Regions from separate parts of the Homo sapiens genome. Here regions 1 and 2 are each linked to region 3. A link is a loop called in an ENCODE intact Hi-C map of the cell type or tissue named here. Cell type or tissue: chondrocyte. All regions are shown on one strand. Each heading gives the region's core, and the rest is flanking DNA. Links, peaks and the distances in the headings are about the cores only.

The links. A loop is a pair of places that touch in the nucleus more often than their neighbours do. Peaks named below come from ENCODE experiments on the same cell type or tissue, not always from the same donor. Only the 100,000 strongest peaks of a DNase experiment are listed, where the experiment ranks them.
Region 1: it touches region 3 in a loop (5-fold over the local background); 16 of 110 quality-filtered maps call a loop at or near these places.
Region 2: a loop joins it to region 3, with 3 times the contacts of the local background. A loop is called at or near these places in 5 of 110 quality-filtered maps.

What each region holds. Positions count from the first base shown.
Region 1 is chr1:150,534,508-150,541,858 of GRCh38, reverse strand. FALEC (focally amplified lncRNA regulator of ECM1) reads right to left here. Exons shown (of 6, transcript NR_186305.1): 6 at 5,071-6,192. Among named protein-coding and RNA genes, the nearest start is that of ADAMTSL4, 11 kb to the left of the region's middle. RefSeq lists an enhancer at 5,324-6,523. In chondrocyte, for the core only: CTCF peaks have their summits at 3,775 and 3,980; no DNase peak of the experiment used is centred there.
Region 2 is chr1:150,617,550-150,624,900 of GRCh38, reverse strand. It overlaps ENSA (endosulfine alpha), which reads left to right. Exons shown (of 4, transcript NM_004436.4): 4 at 2,042-2,776. The coding sequence ends at 2,057. Among named protein-coding and RNA genes, the nearest start is that of ENSA, 8.4 kb to the left of the region's middle. RefSeq lists a silencer at 1,954-2,248. In chondrocyte, for the core only: CTCF peaks have their summits at 2,980, 3,188 (motif pointing right), 4,704 and 4,906 (motif pointing left); no DNase peak of the experiment used is centred there.
Region 3 is chr1:150,252,802-150,260,152 of GRCh38, reverse strand. It overlaps CA14 (carbonic anhydrase 14), which reads right to left and starts at 2,379. Exons shown (of 11, transcript NM_012113.3): 1 at 1,970-2,379; 2 at 1-2. The coding sequence starts at 2,024. RefSeq lists an enhancer at 3,495-4,189. In chondrocyte, for the core only: CTCF peaks have their summits at 3,906, 4,107 (motif pointing left) and 4,581 (motif pointing left); no DNase peak of the experiment used is centred there.

The DNA of each region.
Region 1 (7,351 bases), core at 1,088-6,087, 280 kb before region 3:
CAAAGTGCTGGGATTACAGGTGTGAGCCACTGCACCTGGCTTTTTTTTTTTTTTTTTTTGAGATGGAGTCTCGCTGTGTTGTCAGGCTGGAGTGCAGTGGCGTGATCTCAGCTCACTGCAACCTCCGCCTCCTGGGTTCAAGCGATTTTCCTGCCTCAGCCTCCCGAGTAGCTGGGACTACAGGTGCACGCCACCATGCCCAGCTAATTTTTTTTGTATTTTTAGTAGAGACAGGGTTTCACCACGTTGGCCAGGATGGTCTCGATCTCTTGACCTCGTGATCCACTCGCCTTGGCCTCCCAAAATGCTGGGATTACAGTCATAAGCCACCACGCCTGGCCTTTTTTCTTCTTTTTTTTAGATGGAGTCTTGCTCCAGTCACTCAGGCTGGAGTGCAATGGTGTGATCTCAGGGCTCACTGCAACCTCCACCTCCTGGGTTCAAGCGATTCTCCTGCCTCAGCCTCCCAAGTAGCTGGAATTACAGGCACCCACCACCATGCCCGGCTAATTTTTGTATTTTTAGTAGAGACGGGGTTTCACCATGTTAGCCAGGCTGGTGTCGAACTCCTGACCTCAGGTGATCCGCCCCCAAAGTGCTGGGATTATAGGCGTGAGCCACCGTGCCGGCCCTTTCTTTTCTTTCTTTCTGTTTTTTTTTTGAGACGGAGTTTTGCTCTTGTTGCCCAGGCTGGAATGCGATGGCATGATCTCAGCTCACTGCAACCTCTGCCTCCCTGATTCAAGCGATTATCCTGCCTCAGCCTCCCGAGTAGTTGGGATTACAGGCCTGCACCACTATGTCCAGCTAATTTTGTATTTTTCGTAGAGACAGGGTTTCTCCATGTTGGTCAGGCTGATCTTGATCTCTTGACTTTGTGATCCACCTGCCTCGGCCTCCCAAAGTGCTGGGATTACAGGTGTGAGCCACTGCACCTGGCTTTTTTTTTTTTTTTTTTTTTTTGAGATGGAGTCTCGCTGTGTTGTCAGGCTGGAGTGCAGTGGCATGATCTCAGCTCACTGCAACCTCCGCCTCCTGGGTTCAAGCGATTTTCCTGCCTCAGCCTCCCGAGTAGCTGGGACTACAGGTACACGCCACCATGCCTAGCTAATTTTTTTTGTATTTTTAGTAGAGACAGGGTTTCACCATGTTGGCCAGGATGGTCTCGATCTCTTGACCTCGTGATCCACTCACCTTGGCCTCCCAAAATGCTGGGATTACAGTCATAAGCCACCACGCCTGGCCTTCTTTTTTCTTCTTTTTTTTAGATGGAGTCTTGCTCCAGTCACCCAGGCTGGAGTGCAATGGTGTGGTCTCAGGGCTCACTGCAACCTCCACCTCCTGGGTTCAAGCGATTCTCCTGCCTCAGCCTCCCAAGTAGCTGGAATGACAGGCACCCACCACCATGCCCAGCTAATTTTTGTATTTTTAGTAGAGACAGGGTTTCACCATGTTCGTCAGGCTGGCCTCGAACTCCTGACCTCAGGTGGTCTGCCCATTTCAGCCTCCCAAAGTGCTGGGATTACAGGCATGAGCCACCACGCCTGGCCCCTCTCTTATCTCTTTTCTTTTTCTTTCTCTCTCTCCTTCCTTCCTTCTATCTCTCTCTCTCTCTCTCTTCTTCCCTTTCTTGCTTTCTCTCTCTCTCTTTCACCCCCTTCTCCCTCTTTCTTTTCTTTTTTTTTTTTTTTTTTTGGAGTCTCGCTGTGTCACCCAGGCTGGAGTGCAATGGCGCGATCTCGGCTCACTTTAAGCTCCACCTCCCGGGTTCAAGTGATTTTCCTGCCTCAGCCTCCTGAGTCGCTCGGATTACAGGTGTGCACCACCATGCCCAGCTAATTTTTTGTATTTTTAGTAGAGATGGGGTTTCCCCATGTTGGCCAGGCTGGTCTCGAACTCCTGATCTCAGGTGATCCACCTGCCTGGGCCTCCCAAACTGCTAGGATTACAGGAGTGAGCCACCGTGCCGGGCCTTCGTGCCTGCCTGCCTGCCTGCCTGCCTTCCTTCCTTCCTTCCTCCCTCCCTCCCTTCTTTCTTTTCTTTCTCTCTCTCTCCCTCCCTCCACTTCCCTCCCTTCCTTCTTTCCTTCCTCTCTTTCTTTTCTTTTCTTTCTCTCTCTCTCTTTCTTCTTTCCTTCTTTCTTGATGGAGCCTTGCTCTGTCGCCCAGGCTGGAGTGCAGTGGTGCAGTCTCAGCTCACTGCAACCTCCACCTCCCAGGTTCAAGCCATTCTCCTGCCTCGTAGTAGCTGGGATTACAGGAGCCTGCCACCACATCCAGCTAATTTTTGTAGTTTTAGTAGAGACGGGGTTTCACCATTTTGGTCAGGCTAGTCTTGAACTCCTGACCTCAAGTGATCCACCCACCTCAGCCTCCCAAAGTGTTGGGATTACAGGCATGAGCCATCATGCCTGGCCCTTTCTTTCTTTCTTCTTTCTCATTTTTTTTTTTTTTTTTGAGACAGGATCTCACTCTGTTGCCCAGGCTGGAGTGCAGTGGTGTGATCATAGCTCACTGCAGCCTCAAACTCTGGGGCTCATGCAATCCTTCTGCCTCAGCTTTCTGAGTAGCTGGGACTATAAGGTGTGCACAACCACGTCCGGCTAATTAAAAAAAATTTTTGTAGAGACGGAGTCTTACTATGTTGTGCAGGCTGGTCTTGAACTGGGCTCAAATGATCCTCTCACCTTGGCCTCCCAAAGTGTTGGGATTACAGGCATGAGCCATGCACCCAACCAGAACCTGTCCTCTTTACTGCGAATTCTGGTGGCAGATATGCCAGTAGAACTGAGTTCTGTGATGACTTCCCAGCTTGGCAGGCTCCTTGTGCTTGGGGGTTCTGGACAGAATGTGAGGTGGTTGTGAGGGCAAATGATCTGGGAAGAGGGGTGAGACCACAGAGGAAGGATAGGCGCTGCCTAGTGGTTGGGGGGCCAGGCCTGAGGACTCAAGGCATTTTGAGAAAACAGAGCATCCTATTGTTTTGTTCTGGAGTCTGGAATCACACTACTGTCCTGACCCCATGGCACTGCACCCAATTCCCAGGACAATTGTAGATGCTGAATTAAGAGCAAGAAATAGTACATTTTGTCTCAAATAAGGAAGGTGAGAGAAACCCAGTTTCCTTCCCCAAAGAGGCTCCTCCGAGAACATAAACATCCAACCATGATGGCCCCAAATTGCAATCTGTCGCCCCAGTCCAAAAGTAAATGAAGAATTTTTTTCCAGCAGAGCAGAGCCTTACAGAGAGGTGAGCTCTGGGGGTGAGAAGGGCCCTAGTCATACTTTGAGGAGGGCCTGTCTCTCTCTGTCAAGAGCAGGGCACAGGGTTGGAGGTGGGGCGGGCGGGTGCAAGACCCTGAGCGAGCTGTTTCCCTCCAGACAGGGCCTCCCCCTCCAGGGTGCTATCCCGGCCTGGGTCGGGTCAAGGATCCAACCCCAGGACTGCCTTGAGGAAGGGGCCATGAGCATTTTCCCCAAAGGAATCTTGTTCTTGTGCCTAGAAGTTTTCCTTGAATTTCCAGAGAAAGCCAATTTGGTATCAAATTAATCTTGACACATTGGGCTGAAGGCCTGAGAAAGGCAGACATAAAAGGGTAGGAACAAGGGACAAAACTGTAACTGCAGCCAGGGAGGCAGGCAGGGCGGCCAGAGGAGAGGCAGGAATTTCATACGTACCAAGGACTTGAAGTCAGAGGCAGGAGAGCCCGGGCCTGCTGGGAAGGAAATGCAAGTTGAGGCAGGAGGTGCTCACCCCTCCCACCACAGGCCCAGCTCATCTCAGTGGACAAAGGGTGGACGGGAAGGTGTGTATCTGCTTTTTGTTTTGTTTTTTTTTTTTTGAGATGGAGTCTCGCTCTGTTGCCCAGGCTGGAGTGTGGTGGCATGATCTCAGCTCACTGCAACCTCCGCCTCCTGGGTTCAAGTGATTTTCCTGCCTCAGAAAGGCCTCCCGTCCCTGCTCACAGCGCCCCCTGTCCCGTCAGCTTCAGGATCTGGCCCTGGCCCCTTGCTCAGCCGCAAAGCCTGTGCCCTCCGGCCTCCACTGCCTCTCCAGCTTCAGCCCCTCTGCCCAGGGCCACCCTCCCTCCCCTGCCCTCTGTGGAGAGACAGCTCAGTCTCACTCTGAGGAGCCTGTTGCCTCTTGGGAGGGCCCCTGCCCCACCGCTCTCCCAGCCCAAACCCTCTGGGCAGCTCTATCCTCCCCAAAGAGTCTCTCACTTTAGTGTGCCTAACAATTGCCTGGGAGGTTATGAAAATAAAGGTGCCTGGTCCCCTCCTCTGGGTGGTCCTGTTCATGAGCTCCACAGGGGTTCTTCTTTATTTTTTGGGACAGGGTGTCTGTCACCCAGGCTGGAGTGCGGTGGCATGACCTCAGCTCACTGCAGCCTGGATCTCCTGGGCTCAAGCGATCCTCCCGCCTTGGCCTCCCAAAGTGCTGGGATTACAGTTGTGAGTCACTGTGCCCAGCCTCCACAGGGGCTCTTATACACACCCAGTATGAGATCTGCCCCGTTTGTTGGAAAGTTTGCCTGTGAACCAGGTATGAGCTAATTGGGGCCCTCAAACAGAAGTATGCAGGGACCATATGTTAATTGATTTCTCAATAACAGCCTGTTTCTGTTTCCAGTGCCCATTTCCCTGGGGTAAAGGAACTTAATTGTGAATTTAGGGGATCCCCACCTTCACCTGCAGGCTCTCCAGTGCTATCGTGGCAAGATGGTGTTGGTGATGATGGTGCTTCCTCATTGGGGAAAAGCTGGGGCAAGGGCCACTGCCTCTCATTGCTCTGGCCTTGATGTAGCCAGGCTCACATCTCAGGGAGAGACGTAGGGAGGCAACACACGTCCCATGCAAGTCTGAGAACGGGTCAGCCTGTGGCAGCGCTGGAGGACCCCAGCAGAAGGAAGAGTCGTGAAGGGGTCCACGCATTTTATCTAAAGCTGAAGGCCTCTCCCCAGATCTGCTGTTCTCCAGACTCCTCACCTCCTGCTGCTGGGCCTGTTCTTCAAAATCCTAAAGTCATCTTCACTCCTTTCTACCCTGATTCTAAAGTAGTAAGGAACTTTGTTACTTGTTTATTTATTTATTGCCCAGGCTGAAGTGCAGTGGTGTGATCACAGCTCACTGCAGCCTCGACCTCCCAGGTTCAAAATATCCTCCCCACTCAGCCTCCTGAGTAGCTGGAACCACAGGTCCTGCCACCATGTCCAGCTAATATTTTTAATTTTTTGTAGAGACAAGGTTCTTCCTGTGTTCCCCAGGCTGGTCTTGAGGGAGCTCCAGTGATCCTTCTGCATCAGCCTCCCAAAGTATTGTGAAGATAGGCGTGAGCCACTGCACCTGGCCCTAGGAACTTTAGAAACCGTCTTGCCCAGTCCCTTCATTTTACAGGTGAAGAAACTGTGCCTCGGAAGAAGGGTGACTTGCCTTGGGTTTACAGACAAACACAGGGTTAGATTCCAGGTCCTCACAGGTGTCAAGTCTTGGCCTTTTAACCCAAAGACTTCCTTCTTTCTCCACATATTTATGTGTCCACCTCCATTCTATGGCCACCACCTGCCTGAGCTGTCCTTGCTCTTACATGGATGACAGTGATCAATGCAAAACTGTGACACTTTGCTCATGGCATCCCAGGAATGCCTTCTCCTTCCCATCCCTCATCTCCTGCTCATTCTTCAAGTGACTCAAATGCCACCTCTTCCAAGAAGCACATACTGGCCCGATGTGACCTCTGCCCTTCCAGCTTCATTCAGCACTTGGAATCCACACAGCTCATGCCATGGTGTTACCACAGATAGGCTGCGTCCTTATGTTATTAACTTTTCAGTACTGAGATTAGAAATTCCGAAGAGCAGGGCTTGCCTTACATATCTTGGTTTCCCCACAGGGCCTGGCATGGAGGACTGTGTGATGAAATTGCAGTCACTGATTATGTGGTGGCTGCTTCTCAGCCCCTTGCTATGTGCTCTAAGCCCCAGGTGCAGAACCAGTCATCAGGATGTGGACTTTCGTTCTCCAGTTGCTGGACCGAAGGTAGGATTCCATTCAGTGCCAGACTCTGGGGCCCTTTTGTGGATCACTCTGTTTTTGTTTACGAGCAGCTCCAGGCAGAGCGTTTACAGGCTGCCTCGGCTCCCTGGCCAACTGGCTGTGTGGAGGGGGCCATGGACCATGCCAAGCGTCAGGGTTCTGTGGAGTTTAAATGAAAAGATGCACATAAAGCCCGTAACTGAACAGTGCCTGGCCCACCATAAGTCCCACACACATATTGGCTATTTGTATTACTATTTAATTTAGAGTTAGAAGATTTGAGCCTGGGCGCGGTGGCTCACGCGTGTAATCCCAGCAATTTGGGAGGCCAAGGCTGGCAAATCGCATGAGCTCACGAGTTCGAGATCAGCCTGACCAACATGGTGAAACTCTGTCTCCACTAAAAATACAAAAATTAGCCAGGCGTGGTGGCGGGCGCCTGTAATCCCAGCTACTTGGGAGGCTGAGGCAGGAGAATTGCTTGAACCTGGGAGGCGGAGGTTGCAGTGAGCTGAGATTGCGCCACCGCACTCCAGCCTGGATAACAGAGTGAGACTCGGTCTCAAAAAGAAAAAAAAATCAAGTTAGAAGATTTGGCATAAAAATACTGTTTGTCAACACAAGTTTGGGTGACTGTGCTCTTATCCCTCAGAGGAAGCCATTTCGAAGGCCTCAGGAGGAAGCTATGCAACAGTCCCAATTGTTCTCAAGCAGAGGAGAGCAGCACTTTGGTTTACCCAAGTGCTGGCCCAGGAGGCCCTCAGCCGCTTTGCATCCTGCCAGGGACCTGTCATCACCAGTCAACTCTGTTCCCCGGCTCGTGGACCCAGATTACTGGGGATCTGAACACCAGGAGGGGCTGGCTGATTGCTGAGAACAGGTGGGTCCTGAAGGCCAGGCCAGAGCCTATTTGTGGGGAGGCAAAGTCAATTCCAGCCAAGATTCTGGAGAGAGTTAGAGAGGACATTTTTTTTTTTTTTTTTTTGAGACAGAGTCTTGCTCTGTTGCCAGGCTGGAGTGCAGTGGCATGATCTCAGCTCACTGCAACCTCCAACTCCCTGGTTCAAGCGATTCTCCTGCCTCAGCCTCCTGAGTAGCTGGGATTACAGCCACGCGCCACCACACCCAGCAAATTTTTGTATTTTTAGTACAGACGGGGTTTCACCATGTTGGCCAGGATGGTCTCGATTTCCTGACCTCATGATCCGCCCACCTTGGCCTCCCAAAGTGCTGGGATTACAGGCTTGAGCCACTGTGCCAGGCTAGAGAGCACATTTCTATCTCAGCCTCCATCTCCTGAGTGGGGGCTGGGGGGGCA
Region 2 (7,351 bases), core at 1,088-6,087, 370 kb before region 3:
AGAGCTGTTGTATAACCTTGATTAAGTCATTTAGCCTCTCTGGATTTCTATTTCCTCATCTGTAAAATAGAGTTAAATGTATGTAAGATTGATTCTGATTCTGAAGTCTTAACTGCCAGCAGAAAAACTCCATACTGTTCATTGTAAAACTAAAAGTGAGGAAGGCTCGTGGGTGGTGAACCTCTGCTCTGTAATACTGGGAAAGTACTACAGAGGGGAACCATTTGAGGGATACATGAGGAGAGAGTAAATTGAGGTTTGGGGATTATAAATTCAGGCAAGAGAACCTTATAGATATCACAGTCTTGAGGGTCAAAAAAAAATACTTAGGAAGCTAGCCATGGAAGCTTCTTGCCTCTGACCCAGCCCACTTTCCCAGCCTACCTCTGGGCCTTAGCTGCTAAAAAGCTTCTCTGGCAGCGGAGCTGCAGGCCTGAGGAAACATGCTCAGTCATGCACATGTGTTGACCCATGTTTCAGATGCAGTCTGATGCCAGGTATATTGTTAGGGAAAGAGGAAGAAGGGTAAACTGAGCTAGCCCCTGGGGCTGAGTACTCCTGCAGGGCTGGAGGAACAGGTTCTTAGAAGATGATTCACCTTGGAGGAAGCTGGGGAAAGTGGTTAGGGAGGGAGAGGAGGAAGACTGAGAAATCTCTGCATCCCCAGAACTCAGCAACCCAGCTCTTTTATCATGAGGAGAGGTAGCCATGCTGACTCATGAACAGGTGGAGGAAAGGGGTTGCAGGTGACCAGCATCTTCAATCTAGTTACCACCAGCTTGGCTAGAATTTTATTGAACGCAACTTGCTAGTTATGACAGAGAGGACCAGGGTGAGAACTAATGCTCAAGAGAGCAAGATTCTGTAATCCTCTTGCCCTCTCACATCACAAATTCTGATATGCCAAACATTTGGCCCAATGAGAATGACTGATAGACTTGCTGATGTGCATGTGGGGGGATGAGGTGTGTATATGCCTTTCTCCTGACTGGCCATTCAGTGTTCAGGCTGTCATTCAAATTGGATAGGAGAAAGTTGGTGAGGAAGGAATGGAGAGAGCAGGATCCCTGGACTCCCTGGTCCCCAAACTCCTTGACTGTCACTTGTAATTGTATATAATTTTTGTGTTTCTTGCTCCATTTCCTCATGCTGTCATCCTTAAAGTCCATCTGGGAAGGGGAAAATGCTGAACACCATTGTATAGTTTCTTCAACTGTCCCAGCCATGTTGTACATAGATATGTCATGTTATTATATATATAAATATATATATAATTTTGTACGTTTTCTTCATCTCCGATCTTCTCAAATTCTGTACTTTTTTTCTTTTCTGTCTGAGCTGCCTTCTCTATCATTCAGCTTGAGTCCTCAAGACTACTGGTCACAATGAGTCTGATTTTTAGGAAGGAATAGGAGGAGCAGGGAAATCAGAAAAACTGTTGGTCTCACTCTGTCTCTCTACCTGGTCATCTTCAAGGCTAAGAAAACAAACAAGCTACATTCTGTATTTGCCAGTTTCCACAGCATGAAGTACATAGCTTCCTTAGCAAGGAGTGGTCATTCCAAAATCCAAATGCAAATTGCTTTGATTAAACCTAGATTATTAAATCCATTCAGAACAGCATGTGTGTGGTCTGGTTCTGGCCTCCACACAGTCACCACCTCATCTCTGTGCTACCTCAGTCTTTGCAAGTAGCTGTGGCCATGCCTCTGAAACAGCCTGCTCTGAGCCAGGCAGCTTACCCACCTGGAAACCTCCAGTTATTTTGATCTTATCTAAAGAATTATTTTTCTATGTTTGTTATCCATGGATATCCCAGAAAGGCAGATAACGTTGTTTCGTGGATAGGAAAAGACTGAAATTCTATTTTTTGATTTTTTTTGCAACTCCCTTATGGATAGGATTGAGACATGCCAGGTAGCCTAATGGTTGTTAAATGTGGAGGAATCATGGGGTAGAGACTGGGTTGGAGTTCAGGGTTTTTTTCCCCTATTACTTGACAGTGTTGTTTTTTTTTTTTTTCTTCTGTGTTCGTCCGCAGTGGCCAAGTTGAATGATGCTGCCCGGGGCTCTGCCAGATCCTGAGACGCTTCCCCTCCCTGCCCCACCCGGGTCCTGTGCTGGCTCCTGCCCCTTCCTGCTTTTGCAGCCAGGGGTCAGGAGGTGGCTCGGGTGTGGGCTGGAGAGGCAGAAGCCCTTTCCTGTTGGTGTCCCAGCACATGGAGCCCCTTGGGCTGAGCACCAAGACCTTGAACCTTTTTTGTTTTACCTTTTTTCCAAATAACAGTTGGGAGAAATATCAATGAAATTCTGGGGGTGGGGGTGGGGTTGAAAGGGTGGGGTGGGAGATATGGAGGAGTATGAATTAGGGCTTGGAGTTGGTAAAAACATTCCTGACTATCCTTCTTAACCACGTGGCTGATGTGGGGTAGGTATGAGGGGAAGGAAGTGGAGTAGCCTAATGAAAAGGGGTTCTAGTTGAGCTCTGTAGATAAATGCCTTGTTTCAGTGTGGTTGGAGACCTGGTGTCAGATAAAAGAAACTCCATCCGCACAGACAGATGCAAACAGCTCCTCTAGTTCTGCAGAGCTAGTTGAGAACTCAACATTAATCATTTTAAAAAGTACTGTCCTTGAAATAGATTTGCTGTGGGAAGAAGGGCAGTGAGTGTGGGAGAAAGGAGCCGTGAGCGTGGGGAACCCCACAGAGCCCAAAGGACTTTTTCAGTATTCGAAATAAACAAAACAAAAACCCATGAAAAAACCCAACCCAGAAATATTCTGAAGCAGTTGGTGTGTTTTATTGGGGTTTGGGAGGGGGAAGAAAACAATACTGAAGACATTGTTAATGTGAGATGCGGCTGAGTTCCCCAATACCATCACTTAGGAAAGGGAGCAGGAATGTTGGCATAAACCTTGCCCATCCCTTTGTTTCTGTAACCAATGTAGAAGGTGCATCAACCTCAGTTTGTGGCTCACAAAATGAGGCATTTAAGATATTTGATCTAAATGGTTTCTTGACACCTAAGCCTAGTCCAGGTTTAGCAGAAAAGGAGGCCCAGTCTCCTTTTCCCTCTGTCTTCCATTCCTTTTCAAGTTCCCATGTTTGTGAGGGAGAAATGTGACAAACCAAAAGAAATATATTATTTCTTTGTAATAAGCCAAAAGAAACTCAAGTCTTTCTGCTGGTGGCCAGCAGGAGGCAGAGTGATTTCTTTCCTCATGATGTGCCAATCTGCATTGCTGGAAACCTGCTACTGAAAGAAGTTAAAAGCTGCCTGTGAATGTAACGTACAAAAGAAAGGTTACCAAAGGAGAAAAAACTCCAGCGGGTGTACGGTGGCTCACGCCTATAATTCCAGCACTTTGGGAGGCCAAGGTGGGTGGATCACTTGAGGTCAGGAGTTTGAGACCAGCCTAGCCAACATGGTGAAACCCCATCTCTACTAAAAATACAAAAATTAGCCGGGCGTGGCGGCACATGCCTATAATCCCACTTACTTGGGAGGCTGAGGTAGGAGAATCGCTTGAACCCAGGAGGCAGAGTTTGCAGTGAGCCGAGATTGTGCCATTGCACTCCAGCCTGGGCGACAGAGCGAGACTCCATCTAAAAAAAATAAATGAATAAAATAAAACAAGTACAAATTTAAACTAGAGACACAAGTTAATGGTGTTTATTGTGGTGGGGTTAGTGAGCCATCCCATGATTTCCTCCTGAGTATGTTATCCCTGGTTTGTGTTTGCCAGCTGGGGAATGAGGTGAGGTCTATGAGGCTGAATGTGGGATCATTCAATTTCTTTCTTTCTTTCTTTTTTTTTTTTTTTTTAGAGGCAGGATCTTGCTCAGTCACCCAGAATGGAGTGCAGGGTGCAAACACTCACTGTAGCCTCAACCTCCTGGGCTCAAGTAATCTTCCCATCTCAGCCTCCCAAGTAGCTGGGACTACAAGCACACACCACCACACCTGGCTAATTATTTTTTGTAGAGATGAGGATTCACCATGTTGTCCAGGTGAGTCTCAGAACACAGGCTTAAGCACTCTTCCCATCTCAGCCTCCCAAAGTGCTGGGATTACAGGCATAAGCCACTGCGCCTGGCTGAGAATATATTTTCATCCTTTCTTTTGTAGAGAGGATCTCGTTTTGTTGTGTAGGCTGCTCCTGAACTCCTGGCCTCAAGCAGTCTTTCCACCTCAGCCTCCCAAAGTGCAGGGATTACAGGTGTGAACCACTACACCCAGCAGTTAGTGCAATTTCATTTTAATACAAGTGAGGAAATTAAGGTATAGAGATAAGTTACTTGTAAAGTAGAAAAGCTAGTTAGCTGAAGAGCTTGAGTTAGTATCTTAGGCTTTTATATTATTTCTTCCCACTATTCCTGGCTTCCCTGGTCCTCAATTTTAATTTGTGGCCTTAAGAAGCCTGGGGTGCCAAAAATGTTTGGGGCTATCTGTATTTCATGTTACTCCTTAGCCTTTTTTTTTTCCTTTTAGTTCTTCACCACTGCACACTTGGCAGGATGTATCCCATTTTAAAACTTGACAGTCCATCTCCTTCACTCCCATACTGTAGGGCTAGGCAAGCAAAGCAAACTGATTCTGCAATGCTTCTAATAGTTATTCCTGCTCATTATTTTAGCTAGATGTATTCTAAAGTCTTTATCCCAAAGAGTTGAATCAAAGGTTCTTCCACTCCTCCAACCTGATTGTGCTGACAAGCCACTAAGCTGAGCCATCTAATATACAGGGTGGCAGGGATGAAGTCACCGTTACTGTCCAACAGCTTTTATTTTAAGCTGGTGTGGGCTGGGCATATCAAAGACAGGCAAAGAAAAATAACTTGGAGAGTTGCCATTGAGGATATATCCACAGTGAGCCAACAGCACCCACACAAGCAGCCCTCGTCTGTATAATGCCCTCTACTGGGTCTTGAGGGAGATTAAAAAGAAAGATCTCTTCCATCCTGGGGAACCTGAGATATGACAGCAGCACACAAATACAGGCAGATTTATAGTTCTAAGCAGAGTTCCAGTAGCTAAGCTAAGGGAAGGAGAGTCAGGAGATAAGCTGTTAGCTGAATTTTATTAAAGACAGATGACTTCACTAGTAAAGATAAAGTGGGACCTCCCGTGGTTGGGCTGCAATATTTTAAGTCCCAAGTGACTGCTGAATACTCGCTTTGCAGTTGGAAAAATAAGCTGTTTTTGGCCAGATAAACAGTGTAAGAGGTCATCTCTGCTCTAGAGGAACATGTAACCTAATTGAGACACTTCTACATATAATGCAAGATAGCATATGGTTAGTCAAGTAGTAGAATTCTGAGAAGAGAAAATCTGACTGGACTCATTAGGTAAACATAAGTGGTGGAAATGGACATTTAACTGGGCCTTGAAAGGTGGGTAGTATTTAAACAGTGCAGTTACTTAATAAGTGTCCACAATATGCCTGGCATTGTGCTAAAATACAAGGTAAATTGTATGTGGCTGCCTCTTTCAAGGAGATTACATTGTAGTGGTGACCTACACATGAAGAAATCATATTACAGTGTTAAACTTACAGCAGTGGTGGTCTAGCTATACAGAGGAATAGGGACAAGTAATTAATTAATAATAGTTGCTTTTTTTTTTTTTTTTTTCTGAGACAGAGTCTCACTTCGTCACTGGAGTGTAGTGGTGTGATCTTGGCTCACTGGAACCTCCACCTCTGGGTTCAAGTGATTCTGCCTCACCCTACGGAGTAGCTGGGATTACAGGCATGTGCCACCATGCCCTGCTAATTTTTGTATTTTTGGTAGAGATGGTGTATCACCATGTTGGCCAGGCCAGTCTTGAACTCCTCACCTCAAGTGATCCACCCACCTCAGCCTCCCAAAGTGCTGGGATTGCAGGCTTGAGCCACTGCTCCTGGCCTGTTGGTTTTTTTTTCTTTTTAAGACAGAGTCTCACTCTTGTCGCCCAGGCTGGAGTGCAGTAGTGAGATCTCAACTCACTGCAACCTCTGCCTCCTGGGTTCAAGCTATTCTCCTGCCTCAGCCACCTGAGTAGCTGGGATTACAGGTGACTGCCACCACACCTGGCTAATTTTTGTACTTTTAGTAGAGACGGGGTTTCGCCATGTTGCCCTGGCTGGTCTTGAACTCCTGACCTCAGGTGATCCACCTGCCTCAGCCTCCCAAAGTGCTAGGATTACAGATGTGAGCCACCGCGCCTGGCTGTGGTTTTTTGTTTTTGTTTTTTGTTTTGTTTTGTTTTGTTTTTGAGGCAAGGTCTTGCTCTGTTGCCCAAGCTGGAGTGCAGTGGTGTGATCTCAGCTCACTGCAACCTCCACCTTTTGTGTTCAAGCGATTCTCGTGCCTCAGCCTACCAAGTAGCTGGGACTATAGCCATGCACCACCATGCCCGGCTAATTTTTGTATTTTTAGTAGAGACGGGGTTTTGCCATGTTGGCCAGGCTGGTCTTGAACTCCTGACCTCGAGTGATCCACCCGCCTCAACCTCCCAAAGTGCTGGGATTACAGGCATGAGCCACCGCACCTGGCCTTTTTTTTTTTTTTTTTTTTTTTTGATACAGGGTCTCTGTCCCCCAGGCTGGAATGCTGGAATGCAGTGGTGTAATCATGGCTCACTACAGTCTCAGCTCCTCACTACGAGGTCAGGAGATTGAGACCATCCTGGCTAACACGGTGAAACCCCGTCTCTACTAAAGATACAAAAAATTAGCCGGGCGTGGTTGCAGGCGCCTGTAGTCCCAGCTACTCGGGAGGCTGAGGCAGGAGAATGGCCTGAACCCAGGAGGCGAAGCTTGCAATGAGCTGAGATCGCGCCACTGCACTCCAGCCTGGGCGACAGCGAGACTCCGTCTCAAAAAAAAAAAAAAAAAAGTTCGAGACCAGCCTGGCCAACATGGTGAAACCCCCGTCTCTACTAAAAATACAAAAATTAGCCAGGCCTGGTGGCGGGTACCTGTAATCCCAGATACTCCGCAAGCTAAGGCAGGAGAATCGCTTGAACCCAGGAGGCGGAGGTTTCAGTGAGCCGAGATCAAGCTACAGCACTTTAGCCTGGGCAATAAGAGTGAAACTTCATCTTGAAAAAAATAAAATTTTAAAATCCTGATTTTTTTTTATAACTCTGAACAAGTTTCTTTAACTCTCTGCCTCAATTTACTTACTTGCATAATAGTAACGACATGGTACCTACCATGAGGGTGGTTGTGATGATTAAGCAAGATAAGGCTTGTAAAGGCCTTACTTCAGGGACTACAAAAGTGCGTAAAACATGGTTCCAGCTGGGCGTGATGGCTCGCGTCTGTAATCTCAGCACTTTGGGAGGCCAAGGCGGGCGGATGGCCTGA
Region 3 (7,351 bases), core at 1,573-6,572:
ACCTGCAAGGCAGAATAGTTTGGGTTACAGCCAGCGCAGCCTGGGGCAGAACCCTGGCCTCCACACTCCCCTCCCTCTGGCATTCTGTACTGCTCCACCTCCCTCTCTGCAGTCTCTCCTCCCTCTGCTCCAGCACTTTGCAAAGGAAGCCCTGAAACCGGACACCTCTGTGGAAAGGTCGGGGGGCCTATTTAAAATCACCAGCCAGGCTGTGTTGGTGCCTGCCGAGTAAAAGGGGAGGAGGAAGGAAAAGAGGTAAAGCCCAGAGACTAAAATTAACCTGGATCCAAATGTGCGATTGGCCCAACCCTTTCTTTTCTGTAACCTGTGCCAAGTCAATCTAACACTTAGAAGATTGGGGTGGGTGGGGTGAGGGTGTGGGCAGAGGGTTGGAAGGATAGGGACTAGAAAGCGGGGAGGAGAAAGGAGTTTAGAGTGTGTGTGTGTTGGGGGGTGCTACTGAGGGGAGAAGGGGAGATTATTCCTTTGCTTTAAAAAATTGCATGAATAAAGCCACTGAGCTGTAAACTCATATGTAAATTCTTCTTTTCTGGTCCCATTAGCTCTAGAGGAAACTCCTCATCACCAGGAGGCTCTGCTCCCTACATTCTGAGATGGTTAGGGAAGGGTGGGAGTCAGGGCAGGGTCTACTCTAGATTGAGGGTGGTGGGTGGGCACAGGCAGCCAGGCTGGCAGGGACAGGATGAAAGTGAAGCATTGTGTGTAGAGAAGAGAGCTGCCAGCTGGGTCACATGCCAGGCTCTCGTGCAGTCCTGTCTGACGCAAAGGCTGAGGGTCTGCAGGTCCAGCCCCTCCCTACGGCCAAACTGCCTCAAGAAGAAAACGAAGGCCTTCATGGTTTATGCTGCAATATTCATACTACTAGAAACTCTGGAGAAAAATCCTAAATTCCTTCCTCTCTCTGTCTCTTATTCCCTTAAATTCCTCAAACTTGTGAGATGTCCTGCTCTTATCCTTGACCTATTCTGCTAGCCCAAGGGAGAGCTGGAGGCAGCCTCTCATTTTACCATATCTGTGGGACCCCCCAACAACTCAAACTCCCTGGTCTGTAAAGGTGCCTGTCCACTCTGGTCAGAGCCTCAACACACTTATTCTGTCTCTTCCTCCTCTTTCCCTCTTTTTTTCTTTCTCCTCAGATGAGATTTGTGACTCTCCATTTGGCTGCCTGCCTGCCCCCATCCTCTCTGCATTTGCCTTCTGCTCTCTGGACACCCACCTCACCCTGCTCTTTCCACAAACCTCAGTTACACACCTAGTATGTGCTGGACACTGTGCTAGGCACAGGAAACACAAAAATGAGGTCTAGGAGTTCCTGGGGACACTCCTGGAGCGCTTCAGCCTGTTCTCCCAAGAATCCCTCCTCATCTCCTGGGAGCTCCTGAAAGTCCTTTGTAAACTGTAAAATGTCAAACAAATGTTGACTCTTACTGCCACTTTCAGAGGATAACTGGGGAGTTAGTCGCTCCACAGAATGAAGAGGGAATCTTGGCCAAAAGGGGATGAATTGGAGATCAGGGTCTGAGTTGGGCAGGAAGTATTCTTCCCCCTACCCCCATCTATCCATCTTTTTACTCCAGGCCTCTTTGACTCCCTATTTGGAGGAGTTTGTAAATAAAGAAGTCCAGGAGTCCTGCCTGGGACCAGGGCAGTGGGGGAAAGAGCTCTGGAGAAAATCTGTAGCCTGCAAAGAGATTCCAGCACTTGCATGTGTACACACTCTGCCTGCCTGCCGCTAGTTCTCCCCGACCTCCAATAACAACAAGGCTGGAGAGACAAAAGGTAAAGAAGGGAAGTGGTCTCCTCCACACCCCACTCTTTTTTCCTCATCTCTGAGCCTATTATTCCAGCCTCTAGGCTTCCTTTCACACCTCTCCTCCCCCCATTAAGCACACCTGGCGACATGTGAACATCAGCACAAATCCACACACAGACATTTAGTTGTACCTACCCCCATCTGCAGCCAGGATCCAAATCACCTCCAGCAGGAGGGCGGAGAACAACATAGTGTCCCAGGAAGGGGTGCAGGGGACTGGGAATTTGAGGACTAGAGGACTAGGACAGGCAGAGAGAGAGGGAGGGAGGAGTGAGAGAGAGAGAGAGAGAGCGAGCGAGCTCCTGGCGTGAGTGTATTTATCTCTGCTTCTCTTGCTGTCTCTGTCTCTGTGGGCTTCCAGGGGATTCGGTGTTCAGTAGGGTATCATGGGTTTCTGGATCCCCAGGACAAATCTCTTGCTGCCTCTTTGCCCTCTCTCTTTATCTCCCTCTGCAGTCTCCACTCCACTAGCTGGCCAGCGACTTTACAACTGCCTCCTGCTTTTAAGGTGGCTCTGAACTGGTGTATGTGGGGACGGGGGTGCTGCCTGGGCTGCTGGTGAACAGCTCCTTAAATAGCCAATTAGGCATGCAGGATGGCCCCACTCGGAGCTGGAGCGCGGCAAGTTTCACTGGAGCCCTGGCCCTGGCTCAGGAGCCCAGCTGGGGTGAGCTCTTCCTTCCTCTGCTAGTCACACAGATGCTGTTTAGATGGGTGTTCCCTGGAGCAGGCAGGGTCAAGGAAGGGGCTTTGGGGTTCAACTCAGCCCCCTCAAAAGGACACTGTATTTTCATCCCCCCGCCTGATTTCTCCTCTGAGGAGCAGCTCCCTGGGTGGTATGCGGCAGATGGTGGGGGTACCTGTTCCCAATTCCCTGCATAATCTGAGCTGCCCTGGAATGGGAAGAGTCCAGAATTAGGAGATATATAACAAGAAGGAATTAGGGACTCAGGGTGCAGGGGAGGGGTGGAGGAAGTCAATAACTAAAACCTGAGTTGTGTCCTAAGTTCTAAGGAAGAGAAGTGAGGCAAGGAGAACTCATCTGGAGCAATCTCTTCTGTGCCTGCCACCACCCCCTTCCCACGGTGAGGCCTGGGTCCACGTGCCTGTGTGGCCTGGGGTGGGGGGAGTGCGGGGAGGGAGCGTTGTTTGCTGGATAAAGCCCATTTGTATGCCCAGTGGGGGAGGGGTGTAGCAGCACCATGGAGAGACAGCGGCTGTAACTGCCAGACCCAGCCACCTCCCTCTCCAGGGAGCCCAGATCTAGGGCGGCTTTTGTCACTGAAGAGGACACTGACCTCCGGCAGAGAGGCCAGGGCAGGAGGAAAGGAGAGACTTTAGGAACAATCACTACCACCATCAGAAAAAGGTGGTTTCCAGAGAAAGAGAGGGGAGGGTCTGGAGAGACCATGTGATCCAGATGGAAGAGGGGCTCAGGGTCTTCCTTCCAGCCCAACAAAGGGCTGAGGCAGGACATGTGGCACTGAATGAAACCTGCCACCAAGGAGCTGCGTCCGTGGAGCATGGAGGCTGCACGTCTCAGGAATGTGAACTGATGTTTGCTCCCCACGGGACTGGAAATCCCGATTGGAATGTACATCCTAAATCCCTCGTTAGAGAATGTGAAACCCACAGATACTTTCAAGCCAGACATTGAAACCTCTTTCTCCTCCATGCTCTTCACCAGAGGCACCAGCCAGGAGGATGCACCCATCTGAAGCTCCCTCTGCCCTCCTTGCTCCTGCCGAGTAGCAATAAATAGCCAAACAAAGGGAGCAGAAGCTAAATAAGGGAGCAGGATAAAAGCCAAATGAACAGAATAATGCATGTGCTGGATCATCAGCTCCTGCAGAGACAGGAGCTCACTGTGCCTTTCTATCCCCTGTGATTGATCTGCAAAGCCAAGCCATTTTGCTGATGTCATTTCCCTTTTTCTTCTCCTATCACCCTCTGAGTTATTTGTCCCCTTCAGGAAAGTTTTATGTTTTGAGGTTCCCCAAAGCCCCATCCATCCCATCTAAGAAGAGTAAAAGACTTGAAGTATAAATTAGATTTCCCGGGAATCAGGGTACTTAACACAAAGAAACAAAAAAAGAAAGCAGAGACATCTTGGTATGAAAGAAGAGATTTAGTAGGAAAGAAGAGGTCTGAACAGAATGACCTCTGCCGGAACAGAGTTCCCCTGGAGCGCTGAGCTGAGATTCCGATTTCCAAGGCAGATAGCGTGTCTTGCCAGGCGCCACCTCCTGGCTCGTCTATGAATTTTTAAATTTTAATTTAAAATGCTTTGTGTATGTGGTTCCTTCTGGGAGGTATTTCACTGCTGCTGGGCTTTGGGATTTTGCCTACGCAACTGAACATTGTTTCACAAAGATATCTTAGCCTGGAATCAACACTTCCCTGATCTTGGGTGAGCAACGCATCCAGGTGCTTATGCTTCCCAGACGACAAAGGCCCTCCTTTCTAGGACAGAGGGAGCCAGAAGGCGAGCGCCGTCCTCCAGGCACTTGACTTTATCTTGATCTTTGGCTTTACTGTGGATATTTCTTTTGTTGCTTTCTAGCTGTGCTGATTTGGAGTAGGTGTCAAGGGGACCCTTATATGTAAGTTAAAAAAAAAAAAACTGACACAGCTCCCTCTCCCCACTCAGTCTTAGTTTCCACTCAAACTCTGGCACCTTTGTTTTAGTTCTGACCTCTCTCTCAAGCCCTTTCCTTGCTTGCATTGGCTAAAACCGTTAAAACCAAAACCAAGCATCTCACTGCCTTCTGGCGCCATCTCCTGTCCTTGTAGATATACTGAAACTTGACTGAGATGAGGCGTGGTGGCTCACGCCTGTAATGCCAGCACTTTGGGAGGCCGAGGCAGGTGGGCCAGGAGTTCCAGACCAGCCTGGCCAAAGCATAGCAAAACCTCGTCTCTACTAAAAATACAAAAATTAGCCAGGCGTGGTGGTGCATGCCTGTAATCCCAGCTACGCAGGAGGCTGAGGCAGGAGAATTGCTTGAACTCGGGAGTGGGAGGTTGCAGTGAGTTGAGATTGCTCCACTGCACTCCAGCCTGGGTGACAGAGTGAGACTCTGTCACAAAAACAAAAAAGAAAAAACAAACAAACAAAAAAGAATTAAGTAATTTTGGAAAAAATGACCCTTTGGATCATTTTCTTAGTTTTCCAGTTCACATTACACAACAAATGTAGTATGAGAATCTTGTAAATTGAGGACCGGTAAAAGTTTGTGGTCTGAAAATTTGCAAGTCATTTAATTATAAGCGATAAGTTACACTATTTCAGTTGCAATTTTGTGTTATACATTGATTCCATGAACAGAACGCTGCCTGGTACATAACTGTTGATTGAATGAATCTAGTAATTGCAACATTTATTTACTGTCTTTCACAGAATTTTAGAGCAGAAGGGCCCTCAGGCATCATTCTAAACCCCTTGTTATACCCTGTAAAACTGAGTTTTGAGAGATTTAGGGATTTAGCCATGGTTAGTCATATAGCTGCTAGGCTAAACCAGAACAAGGACACAGGCACCAGTGAGCTTTCTCCTACACCATTGGTTCTCAAATGTCAATGTGCATCAGAATCACCTGGAAAGCTTTTTAAACTTGGAAAGCTTATTAAAATACAGATTTCTGGCCAGGTGCAGTGGCTCATGTCTGTAATCCCAGCACTTTGAGAGGCCGAGGCGGGCAGATCACCTGAGGTCAGGAATTTGAGACCAGCCTGGCTAATATGGCGAAACCCCATCTCCACCAAAAATACAAAAAAATTAGCCAGGTGTGGTAGCGGGTGCCTGTAATCCCAGCTACTTGGGAGGCTAAGGCAGGAGAATCGCTTGAACTTGGGAGGCAGAGGTTGCGGTGAGCCGAGACTGCACCACCGCACTCCAGCCTGGGTGACAAGAGCAAAACTCTATCTCAAAGATAAAATAGAATAAATAAATAGAGATTTCTGGACCTCACCCCCATAGTACCCGATTCTATAGTTCTGGGTGTGTCCAAATCTACATTAGAGATTTGGCATTAGAGAAATTAGCATTTCTCTTTCTCTCTCTCTCTCTCTCTTCTTTTTTTTGTACAGTCTCAGCTGGGCGCGGTGGCTCACGCCTGTAGTCCCAGCTACTCGGGAGGCTGAGGCAGGAGAACCGCTTGAACCCAGGAGGAGGAGTTTGCAGTGAGCCGAGATAGCGCCATTGCACTCTAGCCCGGGCAACAGAGCGAGACTCCATCTCAAAAAAAAAAAAAAAACAGAGTCTCACTCTGTTGCCCAAGCTGCAGTGCAATGGCATGATCTTGGCTCACCGTAAACTCTGCCTCCCAGGTTCAAGTGATTCTCGTGCCTCAGCCTCCCAAGTAGCTGGGATTACAGGCATTTGCCACCACGCCCGGCTAATTTGGTATTTTTAGTAGAGACGGGGTTTCTCCATGTTGATCAGGCTAGTCTTGAACTCCCTACCTCAGGTGATCTGCCTGCCTCAGCCTCCCAAAGTGCTGGGATTACAGGTGTGAGCCACCACGCCCAGCCTCTCTCTTTTTTTTTGGAAGCAGGGTCTCACTCTGTCCCCTAGGCTGGAGTGCAGTGGCAGAATCATAGCTCACTTCAGCCTCAAACTCAAATGATCCTCTTCTCAGCCTCCTGAGTAGCTAGGTCTACATGCGCATGCCACCATGACTGGCAGGTTTTAAAAATTTTCTTAGTTTTTGTAGAGACAAAATTTTGTCATGTTTCCCAGGCTGGTCTCGAACTCCTGGGCTCGAGTGATTTGCCCAGCTTGGCCTCCCAAAGTGCTGAGATTATAAGCATGAGCCACCGCAGCCACTTCTTTCTAGTCACCATGAATAAAAGCACTATAAGTATTTGAGTACAGGTCTTTGAGCAGACATATGTTTTTATTGTTCTTGAGTAAATACCTAGGAGTGGGAATAAATAGATACTGAGTGCTGGATTGTACGGGAAGCGTATGTTTAACTTTGTAAAAAAACTGCCGGGCTGTTTTTCTTTTACTTTCTTTTCTTTTGAGACGGCATGGCTCTGTTGTCCAGGTTGGAGTGCAGTGGCGTGATCTTGGCTCACTGCAGCCTTCCCTTCCTGGGCTCAAGCGATCCTCCCACCTCAGCTCCCAAGCACCTGAGACTACAGGTTCATGCCACCACTCCCAGCTAATTTTTTAATTTTTTTGTAGAGACAAGGTTTCACCATATTGCCTAGGTTGGTCTTGAACTCCTGGCTCAAGTAATTCTCCTGCCTCAGCCTCCCAAAGTGTTAGAATTACAGGTATGAGCCACCATGCCTGGCCTCTTTTATTTTATTATTTATTTATTTATTTATTTTTTGAGACGGAGTCTTGCTCTGTTTCCCAGGCTGGAGTGCAGTGGCATGATCATGGCTCACTGGCAACCTCTGCCTCCCAGGTTCAAGCAATTCTCCTGCCTCAGCCTCCCAAGTAGCTGGGACTACAGGCACGTGCCACCATGTCTGGCTAATTTTTGCATTTTTAGTAGAGACAGA